Linked DNA regions of Homo sapiens: all the other regions are linked to region 2. Evidence: chromatin contacts called from ENCODE Hi-C or POLR2A ChIA-PET data. All regions are on one chromosome and are shown on one strand. The core of a region is the stretch at or near the end of the contact, and the rest is flanking DNA. Distances in the headings are between cores, read along the strand shown. Region 1 overlaps ARHGAP26 (Rho GTPase activating protein 26). Region 2 has its middle 100 kb from the start of NR3C1. Region 3 overlaps ARHGAP26 (Rho GTPase activating protein 26). Region 4 overlaps ARHGAP26 (Rho GTPase activating protein 26).

Region 1 (2,700 bases), core at 192-2,691, 500 kb after region 2:
CTGAGGCCAGGCTGTTAATCTCTGTCTGGTTTGGGTTAATGAGCCAAAGAGAATGAGTTTTGAAATGAAGCTAACAAATCCTGCTTACCAGGACTTTGTGACTACAGGGCCCAACAAAGAAGGCCCAGGGTGGGGAAGCAACCAGATGGTGGCTCAGTCACAGCACTAAGCAGGAATGGTTTTGTTTACCTAGCACTTACCAAGCACCACACATGGCAACATCTAATCCTTGCAACCACCATATGGATGAGGTCTAGTATTATTCACATTTTAGAGATATGGAACCTGAGACCCAGAGTGGTTACACAGTTTGTCTAAGGACACAGAGCTGGTCAGTGGTGTACTATTCTATCTTGCCTCTAAAAGGATGTTCCAATACCCTTTTACCTTTCTAGGCAGTGGCAAATGTATATCACTACCAAGTCACTCCAGTGGTTGGTATTATGGTTCATAAATACCTTCTATACTGACAGAAGCAAAGAGCATGCAATTCACCCTTTAGAAATGGTCAGTCTGCTCTGGGCTATCCTTCTTCTACAGATCTCACAGTTGCCCACTAGCATCAGACTGAGGTTCAGAGGCAAGAGCAATGTCCTGAAAGATCACTTTGACCATAGCTTTGTCTTATGATTAGCAATCTCAAATTTATATGCTTTCAGGTAAGCCTCTTGAGAGCATCTACCTTAATACAATAGAACTCAACTCTCCAGGAGCAACCCAAGCGGACAAGGGGCACTAAATGCCTGATCTGTGGCTCCTCAGAAGACTGAAACAGTTAATGCACCTTCAACAACCCAACTGAAGCTAAGCTCTATCTGAGTACTCTAAAACTTGGGAACATTATCTCCTTTGGGTTTCTATACTTTGATGTAGGTATAGTCTAGTTTCTACTGACCATTGTATATGAAGATTTGTTAAAGATCCGTGCCAACAAGTATCTATTTTCAAGTATATGCTTCTGAAGAAGAGAAATTACATGTGTTTACTTTATCTTATCACGGTCCATCTAAGAATCATTAAAGAATAATTATGACAGATAGAAATTAATAATGATGATGATGACAAAACCCCTGCCATGTGCCAGACATCATGCCAAGCATTCTGTGTGCATTGTCTTATTCGGTTCTCATACCAGCCTAATTATTCCTTTCACAGAGATGAGAAAACTGAGGCATTAGAGAAGTTAGGTCACATGGCCAAGGTCAGACAGCTGGAAATGGGCAGAGTCCAGACAGGAACTCCCACGGTCTGTCTCCAGAGCCCAAGCACTTAACCACTAACCACATGATCAATAAGTCATTGTGATGACGATGATGACAATGACGACGATGATGATGCTGACGATGATAAAGGTGAGATGTTGTGGGCAGCTGGGCAGGTGAATCACCGGAAGGAAGAACTTGCCCTGAGTCAGAAAGAAAATGAAACTGGGAACAGCCTTCTGATTCTAGCCTGGAGTATTTACCACCAACCCATGCAACCAGCTGGCATCTAGTATAGAAGTAACACTTCATATTCTCTCTGAACCACAGGGTTCGATCCTGACGATAAACACCAGGGGGGGAGAGTAGCTCTTTGATACAAATCACAGGGCACTGCAATTCTGAGTCCTTACCCAGAAGCTGCAATGAAAGTACAATTTAATAAATCAAAGGAGGGCGAGGAAAGCCTTCATATGCTTCCTCTGCACCAAGATGTGATTTTGCAATAAATTCTGTTCACTGCTGAGCCAGTTCAGTTTACATGTCCCTACAGAATTAACAGAGAATACACAGAGTCATCTGGATTCCCAGAATTTTTCTATGAGTACCTTTATTACCATTATCCAAGCCATACTGAGAAAACAGAGAGGCTTGTTTTTCAAATGTAGATATTAAAGACATAAGTAAAGCAAAAATTTGACAAAACAATCTAACTTTTCCCTTTCACACACAGCTGCATTAGAGCTTAGCCATACCACACTTTGGATCAAAATCTGGACAAAATAAAGATGCTGGGGAAATAGGTTCATAAGGAAATTTGTTTAAAACTGATGCTCCTCTCTAAACTGCACCATCTTTACCCAAATGCACATCCAAACTCTATGATCCCCTGAGGTTTTCTCCAAGTCTCCTCCCACCTGGCTGTTCCCCTGATGTACCAATGTGGAGACACACTGAATAAGGCAATGTGTCAACATCTTAAAACAACAGGCTGGTTCTACACCATCGAATATCATCTCATCTCCTCTGCATGACAAAGTGGGTCCACCATCACTAGAATCAAAACAGCTTGCTCTTTTGAATTGTGTCTGTCAGTGGCGACAGATTTGTAGTAATCTACTGCTTAGGTTCAAAGTCCAACTTTACTGTTTATTGGCTAACATGCACATCAGTTATCATCCCTAGACCTCAGTCTTGCCATCTGAAAAAGGGGGATAGTAACACTCTCCACCACTTAGGATTGTTGTAATAATTAAATGGAATCATAGATATACAATATTCAACACAGCACTGAATGTAAATTCTATGGCCTATTGAACATTCTATAAGGATTAACTTTCATCTTCATCACTGTCATTTTCCTCCTTCCTTCTCTTCCCACTTTGTGTTTAAAAAAACAAAACAAAAAGCCTCTTCTGGTGATGGAAATGTATCCCCTATGGGATAAATGGCTAAGGATGGGAAATGTCATTTGAGGGACCCTGTGGCATTGGTCTTG
Region 2 (2,700 bases), core at 185-2,684:
ACAAGAAAACAGATTAATAATGAAGCATTTATACAATGAAATACACAGCAGTGAAAACAAATAACCTCTAGCTAAATACAACAGCATGAATGAATCATGAATCACACACAGTTTGAAAGAAGTCAATATCAGAAGGATACATATAGTATAATGCTTGTACAAACTATAGAAATATGCAAAACAATAAGTTTACATATATGTGTAGTGAAAGTATTAAGAAATGCATGGAAATAGTAGTCACCAAATTCAGACCACTAGTTGCCTCTAGAGAGCAGAATGTGATCAAAGAGGACTAAGTAGGGACTTAAACTTGTATCAATATTGTTTTCATTCTTAATCTGTAGTCAATATGTGGGGGTTTGTAATATTTTTATTTACACATTTGTGTTTGTCTTAAATATTTTACAATACCTTTTTTTTTTTTTTTTTTTTTTGAGATGGAGTCTCACTCTGTGGTCCAGGCTGGAGTGCAGTGGCGCAATTTCAGCTCATTGCAACCTCCGCCTCCCGGGTTCCAATTCTCTTGCCTCAGCGTCCCGAGTAGCTAGGACTACAGATGTGTGCCACCATGCCCAGCTAATTTTTGTATTTTTAGTAGAGATGGGGTTTCACTGCTGGCCAGGCTGGTCTTGAACTCCTGACCTTGTGATGACCTTGTGATCTGCCTGCCTCAGCCTCCCAAAGCGCTGGGATTACAGGCGTGAACCACTGCCTTTGTCTACAATACCTTTTTAAAAAGAAAATGACAAAGGCAACCATTCATTCTGCAAACATTGACTAAAGGCAAGCAACATGCCAGACATTGTGACTGGGTGTTGAAATGTTGCAGTGAACCCTCTGATGCACTGGAGAAGATGGAAGAAGTGTGTTTAGTACTAGAAAGCATAGGGAGCTGTGGAAGTGTGTGCCAAGGAGTCCTAATGTAGTTCAGGTGACTTAGGAAAGCCTCCAAGAGACAATGAAGCTTAAGCTGAGACTGGAGAACGAAAAGTTGTACTTATCAGCAAAGAAAGGAACAGTTCAGATTGATCCCATTCAAAATTTCCGTGTCTGAAACTAAACATTAGCGCAAGGAAGGCAGAAAGGACAAGCCAGATCACACACCACAGGATCTCCTGTCCATTCCTTGCTAACATTTAGACTTCATTATGCACTGCCTGTAGCTCACATGGTGCCACATGCCAGCAAGTACCAAGTAGGGTGGGAAGGGGAGTGAAGGGAAGTGGGTATTCAAAAACATTTCAGTGACTTCACATTCTCCTGAGATCCAGAACAGTTCCCATATTCTCTCCTAATACAGAAGCAATTTCAGACACTGAGCATAGGGAGGCAGGGTATGAGTGTGAGCTGGCTGAGCCTTTCCCTCCCATTCCTGTGAAGGAATTACTCTGGCAGATTTCCACATTGTAGGTATTTTACCATTTGTCATAGGCAAGTTACACAACTCAGTTAGTGATTAAATTACCAACAGAGCTGCTATTTGAGTAAGGAAGGTTCAAGGTTGTTTCTTGCTCCTGCACTTTGTTTTAAATGCAATTGGATTAATTCTTTCTTAACCTCCTTGTTTAGAGGAAGAAAACAAAAATCCTGTCTGGTCTCCAATAGATAGGGTAAAAAGCGGCATTTTAACTAACTCATCAACCACTAGGATCCCTGTGTCTAACCTTGGTCCTTTGTTTAGATTTATAAAGTATGAGATCATTGTCAGTTTCATTTATCTCTGTTATTAAATGTACTGGGCCTCCTTCAAATGACATTATATCTCCTTATCTGATTCAAATAAATGTCTTACTCATGGCTAGAATGTAGATGGTGAAATCTCATTGTTAACTCAATAATTGAAATAATCTCATTGTTTTGCTTTCCTAATAGAATCTTAAATTGATTGCTCATGCCTGGAATTTCACTTAGTTTCACCAAACTTTTCTTAAAACTGCTGCTCTTATGCATTCTTTTTGTCTCAATGTTTCTACAAGGATGGAGCATTCTTGCTCTAAAGATAAATGCTTTTAACTAGCATTTCTCTTGGTCTGTTTATCTTATAAAAAATAAAAGTAATCACTCAATATTTGTGTTTGTTTCTATTAGTTATGATTAAATATACTGGTGGTATAGTTGCTAAAGGCACAGGCTGTAAAATAAGCACTAGGTTTGGATCCAAGCTCTGTGACCTTATAGTGACTTAACCACTGTTTTCTCATTTATACAATTGAGATAATAATGGCTATCCCATAAGAGTGTTGTGGGAATTCATAGAGATTATTTTGGGTATGTTACCTAAGCTGGGTGGCTCGTAGTAACCATTCAGATTTTAGCAAATAAAATACTGTACTCTGTATTCAGCTTGACTAGAAATGTGGTTTATCACTTAAAGGTTTGAATTGACCTTCTGAATTGTGACTCGTGAAAGGGATTTTCTTCCTGTCTTATACCATTCTGTACTTAGAGTGTTTGCATCTGAATCGTTAGTATTCCCTATCTTATGTATATAAACTATCCTCTAAATTAATTTTGTTTGATTTGGTTTTATTTTCCTGGTGATTTTCCCAGCTGCCCCAACTGCGACTCTTGGTATAGAAGAGGCAGTAGACTGCACTTCACCTTCTTCAGGTGAATGTCCCAAACAGAGCATTTGAGGTCCCCAGCTACAGCAGTCAGTGCTGCCTGGTAACTAAAAGCAGCAGCCTGCATGGCTGGAGG
Region 3 (2,700 bases), core at 7-2,506, 290 kb after region 2:
CCCAGAAGGCCAAGGGTTGAGTGTGACCTGGGAGAGACCCTCATGTTCTGTGCCTTGTTCCCCCTTTTGTCTACCTGTACCTGATGGATATCTCTGCTATGCTGAATGCAGGGGCTGGGCACACACAATGGCAGCCCCTGTGGACGTGACTACAGTCAAGGGCTGGTCCCCAGGAACTCATCTCTGCTCTGGCCTGGAATGTGTTTACAGATGCAGCCAGGACCCACGGAATCAGGTGCAGCACCCACTGCCCAGACAAAAGTGAGGAAAAACTGTCACTGTGAACTATGAGAGCATCAGGGCCTTTTTCGAAGATGGATACAATGATGATGATGGTTTTAATAATAAAAATATTAATTTAGTGAATGCTTAATACATGTTGAGTACCATTTTAAACATGTGATGTGTATGATCTCTTAAAGCCACTTCCAGGTCCTGGGCTGGGTCTTTTGCAGGCACAATCTCATTTACAGTGGTAACAACTCAACATGGAGCTGATTACACTAGTCCACTCTTCACAATGTCTCCGGAAGTCCTGCTGCTGCTATTTTATTTTGGGAAAAGACACAGAAACCAACACACACAGACGCACACACACTTTTTTTCTTACCCATTGTATTGAGATTTTCCCTCGGGAGGAGCTTTGAAAATGCCAGTTATTTATGTGCTCCCCTTGCCCCCGCCCCCCGCCCATATCTTTGTGAGGGGATGAGAAACTCACCGTTATCGAAGACCGTGCCTGCTGTGAACGAAAGTTCTGAGTCATGTTCAGCTTTGCAGGCATACAAGGCTTTTGCCTTCCGGAACGGTGTGCTGTGTGAAAACAGGAGTTTATTTAACATTTTTGAAAAAACCCTTAGAAAGCCCCAGACATTTCATCTCTCTTCTTCCCTTTCCCTGTAAGCTACCTAGTCCCCTCTCGTGGGAAGTGCCTGGCAAGGCAGCCAGATGGCAAGACATGAGGTGGGAAAGCTGCAAAGATCACAGGAGAAAAATGAGAAATATTCAGAGAAAAGCCATAAGCTTCAAGAAACTACACTTTTTGTGGGGTCACCTTGTGCCATGTTAAAACTTTACCTGGGAGTTACAACAGCCAAACAGCGGGAGGGCAGGCTGGGCCCCATTTTTGGAGCAGGAGTGCCTTGGGGGAAGGGAGGGAAGCAGGGGCAGGAAAGAAGTTCCAAGCTGCTCTGGGGAACACACTCCCAACAGAACCTGTTGAAAGCTGGCAATGCTCAGTGAGTCAAAAAGAAGAAATTCCAGCAAAGCCAAGTTTCAGTTCCAGGCCACGGGCGGACATGAGCTCTCCCAGATGTTCCTGATTTCTTACTAGACTGGGTCTTGCTGGTGAGACAGGATTCCAGAGCTGGAGCTCTCCAACCCCCAGGGGAGGGAATAGACAAGGTGCATGAGGGCAATTACACATGTGTGTGCATGAGCACACACGTGCACCTGTATGGGGAGTGTGGGGAGGAGGAAGAAGGGAGAGGGGACATGAGGCATTTTTTTTGGTTTGTTTTTGCTTTTCTCATGTCCGTTGAATGTTTACAATCACTCTCACTGTGCATCCGAAACACCTGGGGAGCATTTAGAAAATGCAGATGTCTAGGTTCTACCCAGATATGCAGATATTATACAGGCATCAGTAGTTTTTGTTTGTTTGTTTAGACGGAGTCTTGCTCTGTCGCCCAGGCTGGAGTGCAGTGGTGCGATCTCGGCTCACTGCAAGCTCCGCCTCCTGGGTTCACGCCATTCTCCTGCCTCAGCCTCCCGAGTAGCTGGGACTACAGGCGCCTGCTACCAAGCCTGGCTAATTTATTGTATTTTTAGTAGAGACAGGGTTTCACCGTGTTAGCCAGGATGGTCTCAATCTCCTGACCTCGTGATCCGCCTGCCTCAGCCTCCCAAAGTGCTGGGATTACAGGCGTGAGCCACCGCGCCCGGCCAGGCATCAGTATTTTAAAAAAGCTCTCCAAGTAATTCCAACGTGCAGTGAGGGTTGAGAACCACTGTTCTAGAGCAGAAGGTGGCAAACTTTCTCTGCAAAGGGCCGGGTGGTAAATATTTCAGGCTTTGTGAGCCACATGGTCTCCATCGTGCAGAGTGATCAGAGTAAATGGTTATCTCGAATTTATTGCTGGGCCATAGTTTACTGTTGTTCCCTCTGGTTTTCTAGGAGCCAAGAGATGATGGCCAGGTGGGAAAACATTGGGAAAGTGGGGGAAAATGAAGTGGGACCCCTGGGAACAAAGGAAAGAAGAGTCCTTAGTATTCACCAGCTCCAACAGGAAAACAGCTCTTCCTGGCTAATTATGATGACAGAATAAAGTTCAGGACAAGGGGCACTGCCTGTGAGCCAAAGAAACCGAGTCTATGTATTGGCCAGCAAGGACCAAACATCCTATGTGCAACTTTCCAGGGAGGAATATAAGAGGCATTTTTTTTTTTTTTTTTTCTTGAGAGGCTGGGAAGCAGACAGGAGGAGTGACTTGGCTGTGAAAAGTGCTAAAACAGATAAAAGACTATACTGACAGGCAAATGGAGCCTGTTATGACACTGACATTGAAGGTGAAAGGAGAATCCAGTTCACATTAGCCAGGGTCTCAGAGACCAGGTTTTGAGGCAGTATTTCTGCCTCTTGAGGACAGGGCAGAGCAGGTGGGTAAAAAGCAAAGAGACCAGGGAAGGGGGACTAAAAGT
Region 4 (2,700 bases), core at 45-2,544, 460 kb after region 2:
CTCTCTAAAGACTAATGACTTCTGTTGCTAGGAGGAAGGGATCAAGGGTAGCTCTTGGTAGGACACTAGTACAAAGCCACACTGCACTTGCTATGAGGAATTTTAGCAAGCTTTCTTAAGGAATCCTGATCAGTACAAAGAAGACATTCTCAAAGCACTGGCTCTCATATTCCTCTTCCAACCCAAAGTCCTCCAATGTATTAAGAGTACAAAAAAATAAACTCGAAGTAATTCAAAAAAAGTCTCTGGTTTTGCTTAATTCTCAGCCTTTTTTTTTGAGACTGAGTCTTGCTCTGTCATTCAGGCTGGAGTTCAGTGGTGTGATCTTGGCTCACTGCAACCTCCGCTTCCTGGGTTCAAGGGATTCTCCTGCCTCAGCCTCCTGAGTAGCAGGGCTATAGGTGCACACCACCACACCCGGCTAATTTTTGTATTTTTTATTTTTGGGGATGGAGTTTCGTTCTTGTTGCCCAGGCTGGAGTGCAATGACGCAGTCCTGGCTCACTGCAACCTCCGCCTCCCGGGTTCAAGCAGTTCTCCTGCCTCAGCCTCCCAAGTAGCTGGGATTACAGGTGTGCACCACCACACCTGACTAATTTTTTTGTATTTTTAGTAGAGAAAGGGTTTCACTATTTGGCGAGGCTGGTCTCGAACTCCTGACTTCAGGTGATCGCTCACCTTGACCTCCCAAAGTGCTGGGATTACAGGTGTGAGCCACCACACCCAGCCTAATTTTTGTATTTTCAGTAGAGATGGGGTTTCACCATGTTGGCCTGGCTGCTCTCGACCTCCTGACCTCAGGTGATCCACCTGCCTCGGCCTCCCAAAGGGCTGGGATTATAGGCATGAGCCACCGCACCTGACCAGCCATATTTTCCATAACCAAAACATACTACTCCACTTTTGAGAGCCTTGGACAGATAAACCAAATCTTACACAGTACCTGGCACATAATAAGCATCCAATGAATGTATAATAAAGAAATAGTTAATGAAAGGTTCACTCGGCCCAGCCATCTCAGGGGAAGGTTTTGGAGCACAGGTGCCATGTTTATTTTATACTCTTGGCTAGCCCAGACACTACCAGTACCAAGAATTGATGAAGTTGTGGGCATGTTCACAAAAGAGAAGATGAAGCTCCCCCTTCAAAGGGGTCTAGAGCCCTGGTGATTCCGTAATTGAGAGATTCAAACTTATTTAACTCGTAGGGAGAATCATGGATATCATTCTCAACTTTCAATTAGATGTTACACTGTGGTCATCTTGCAGCTCTGGTTGGATCTCAGATTAGATTCCAGTCTGTCTGTAATGTCCTCCTGGCAGAGGCAGCTGCCCTCGTGACTTTCAGCTGCTAGTTATTACTTTTTCATGACATTTCTCAAATGTTCATGATTATTTTCTCTATCCCCAGGAAAATCAAGGAAGAGAACAAGACAAATATCTTGTGTGAAGGCCACTAAGAAAAGTGATAAAAACAAGATCCTTTCATAACCACTCTTTTGCTTAACACAACTGAGCTAAAGTGCTTCTTTTTTAGATTAGCAAACCAGTCTAAAATGTCATATTTCTTTTCATTAGTGTCATCTTACATAATAATCTGTCATCTTTGAAATCTCTCTGCCCCTTCTGTTCCCCCATATCAAGTTGGTTAAAAGTCCTGTTGATTCTCTCTGTATACTCACTATGAGTGTGTCCTTTTTTCCTGACTTCAGAGCACCTATTTAGTTCAGTCTTTGATAGGGTTTGCCTTGCCTGATCTATTACAACCAACTTCCTCCTCCATGTCTTTCCATAATCAAACACATGCTCCAAATTGGAGCCAACAATATGCTCCTAATGCTAGAATCTGATATTGTTACATCTGTATTAGATATACTTTTTTAAAAAAGCTAACAGCAGCCATTATTTCAGGAAAGCACTTCTCCATCTTCCTATCAATAATCCTGCTCAGTCCACTGGGTTTCAGGGACTAACCCCGTCCCCACCCCAACTGTCCACCCCATCCCCCACATCCCCCAACATACGCACAGGATCCAGGCCATCTGCCATGGGCCATGTGACTGGTCTGAGATTGAGAAACGAATCATGTGAATGGCCCCATACTGACCAAGCAAAGTCCTCGCTGGAGCCTTCTGCCAACATGGTCAAGAAAGGCACTTTCTTCTCAGTGACCACAGGCTCCAAGGACTGCAGAGGCTGAACCTGTCTGGGACACTCCCACAGAGAACAAAGCCACACCAAGCCCAGAAGAGGTCAGAGAACATGAGAAGCCAGAAGAAGGAAGGGGCAAAGGATCTAGCAAAAGTAAAGACATCATTGGCATCCCTGACTCTGCCATGCTTCTGTCTTGGATTTACCAGTTATATGAGCAAATAGATGCTTTTTTTTTCCTTGTAAACTATTCTGAATTGTCTTCTTGACACTTTTGTGTGCAAAAGCATTATAATGGATATAATCCCACTATTGAGAACTTTTAATAGTTTCTTACTTCCTATAGAAAAAACCCCAAACACCTTGGCTCAGTATTCAAGTTCCTCAACAAAAAAGACCACCTTAGCTATTCAGCTTTAAAACTCTCCTGTCCCAGCCTCAAGTTAAGTCTTTCAGAAATATTAAAATAATAATCATAGAATCAATACCCTTTGCTGTAGCCACCATAGACCCTTTGTTCAGAATACTTCATGAATTGGAATTATTCTTC

The links. A loop is a pair of places that touch in the nucleus more often than their neighbours do. ChIA-PET counts read pairs that join two places held with the same protein, here RNA polymerase II (POLR2A). Pooled maps may share reads with other maps.
Region 1: a map of mammary epithelial cell shows a loop between it and region 2 (2.7-fold over the local background). The contact joins two enhancer-like sites. A Hi-C loop is called at or near these places in 2 of 168 maps with a recorded cell type or tissue (MCF 10A and mammary epithelial cell), 17 of 37 single-sample maps with no recorded cell type and 7 of 50 pooled maps.
Region 3: a map of A673 shows a loop between it and region 2 (1.9-fold over the local background). The contact joins two enhancer-like sites. A Hi-C loop is called at or near these places in 1 of 168 maps with a recorded cell type or tissue (A673), 2 of 37 single-sample maps with no recorded cell type and 2 of 50 pooled maps. POLR2A ChIA-PET finds 5 or more read pairs at or near these places in 2 of 52 experiments (MCF 10A and activated CD4-positive, alpha-beta T cell).
Region 4: a loop to region 2 is called in a map of heart right ventricle, with 2.2 times the contacts of the local background. The contact joins two enhancer-like sites. A Hi-C loop is called at or near these places in 2 of 168 maps with a recorded cell type or tissue (IMR-90 and heart right ventricle) and 2 of 50 pooled maps.

The regions. Positions count from the first base shown.
Region 1 is chr5:143,007,937-143,010,636 of GRCh38, reverse strand. The region is part of intron 11 of ARHGAP26 (Rho GTPase activating protein 26); the gene reads right to left. Among named protein-coding and RNA genes, the nearest start is that of ARHGAP26-AS1, 140 kb to the right of the region's middle. RefSeq lists an enhancer at 683-1,882. Within about 2 kb of position 1,441, at least 8 of the 41 ENCODE cell types and tissues checked have a DNase peak (open chromatin) inside an H3K27ac peak, as active enhancers do; they include mammary epithelial cell, where a contact is called at or near this core.
Region 2 is chr5:143,506,110-143,508,809 of GRCh38, reverse strand. No RefSeq gene overlaps it. Among named protein-coding and RNA genes, the nearest start is that of NR3C1, 100 kb to the right of the region's middle. RefSeq lists an enhancer at 1,292-1,586. Within about 2 kb of position 1,434, at least 7 of the 41 ENCODE cell types and tissues checked have a DNase peak (open chromatin) inside an H3K27ac peak, as active enhancers do; they include mammary epithelial cell, where a contact is called at or near this core.
Region 3 is chr5:143,212,110-143,214,809 of GRCh38, reverse strand. ARHGAP26 (Rho GTPase activating protein 26) reads right to left here. Exons shown (of 23, transcript NM_001135608.3): 22 at 722-813. LOC124901099 (a long non-coding RNA gene) reads left to right here. Exons shown (of 2, transcript XR_007058981.1): 2 at 211-373. Among named protein-coding and RNA genes, the nearest start is that of ARHGAP26-IT1, 21 kb to the right of the region's middle. RefSeq lists enhancers at 1-397, 977-1,026. Within about 2 kb of position 1,256, at least 6 of the 41 ENCODE cell types and tissues checked have a DNase peak (open chromatin) inside an H3K27ac peak, as active enhancers do.
Region 4 is chr5:143,043,881-143,046,580 of GRCh38, reverse strand. The region is part of intron 14 of ARHGAP26 (Rho GTPase activating protein 26); the gene reads right to left. Among named protein-coding and RNA genes, the nearest start is that of ARHGAP26-IT1, 150 kb to the left of the region's middle. Within about 2 kb of position 1,294, at least 3 of the 41 ENCODE cell types and tissues checked have a DNase peak (open chromatin) inside an H3K27ac peak, as active enhancers do.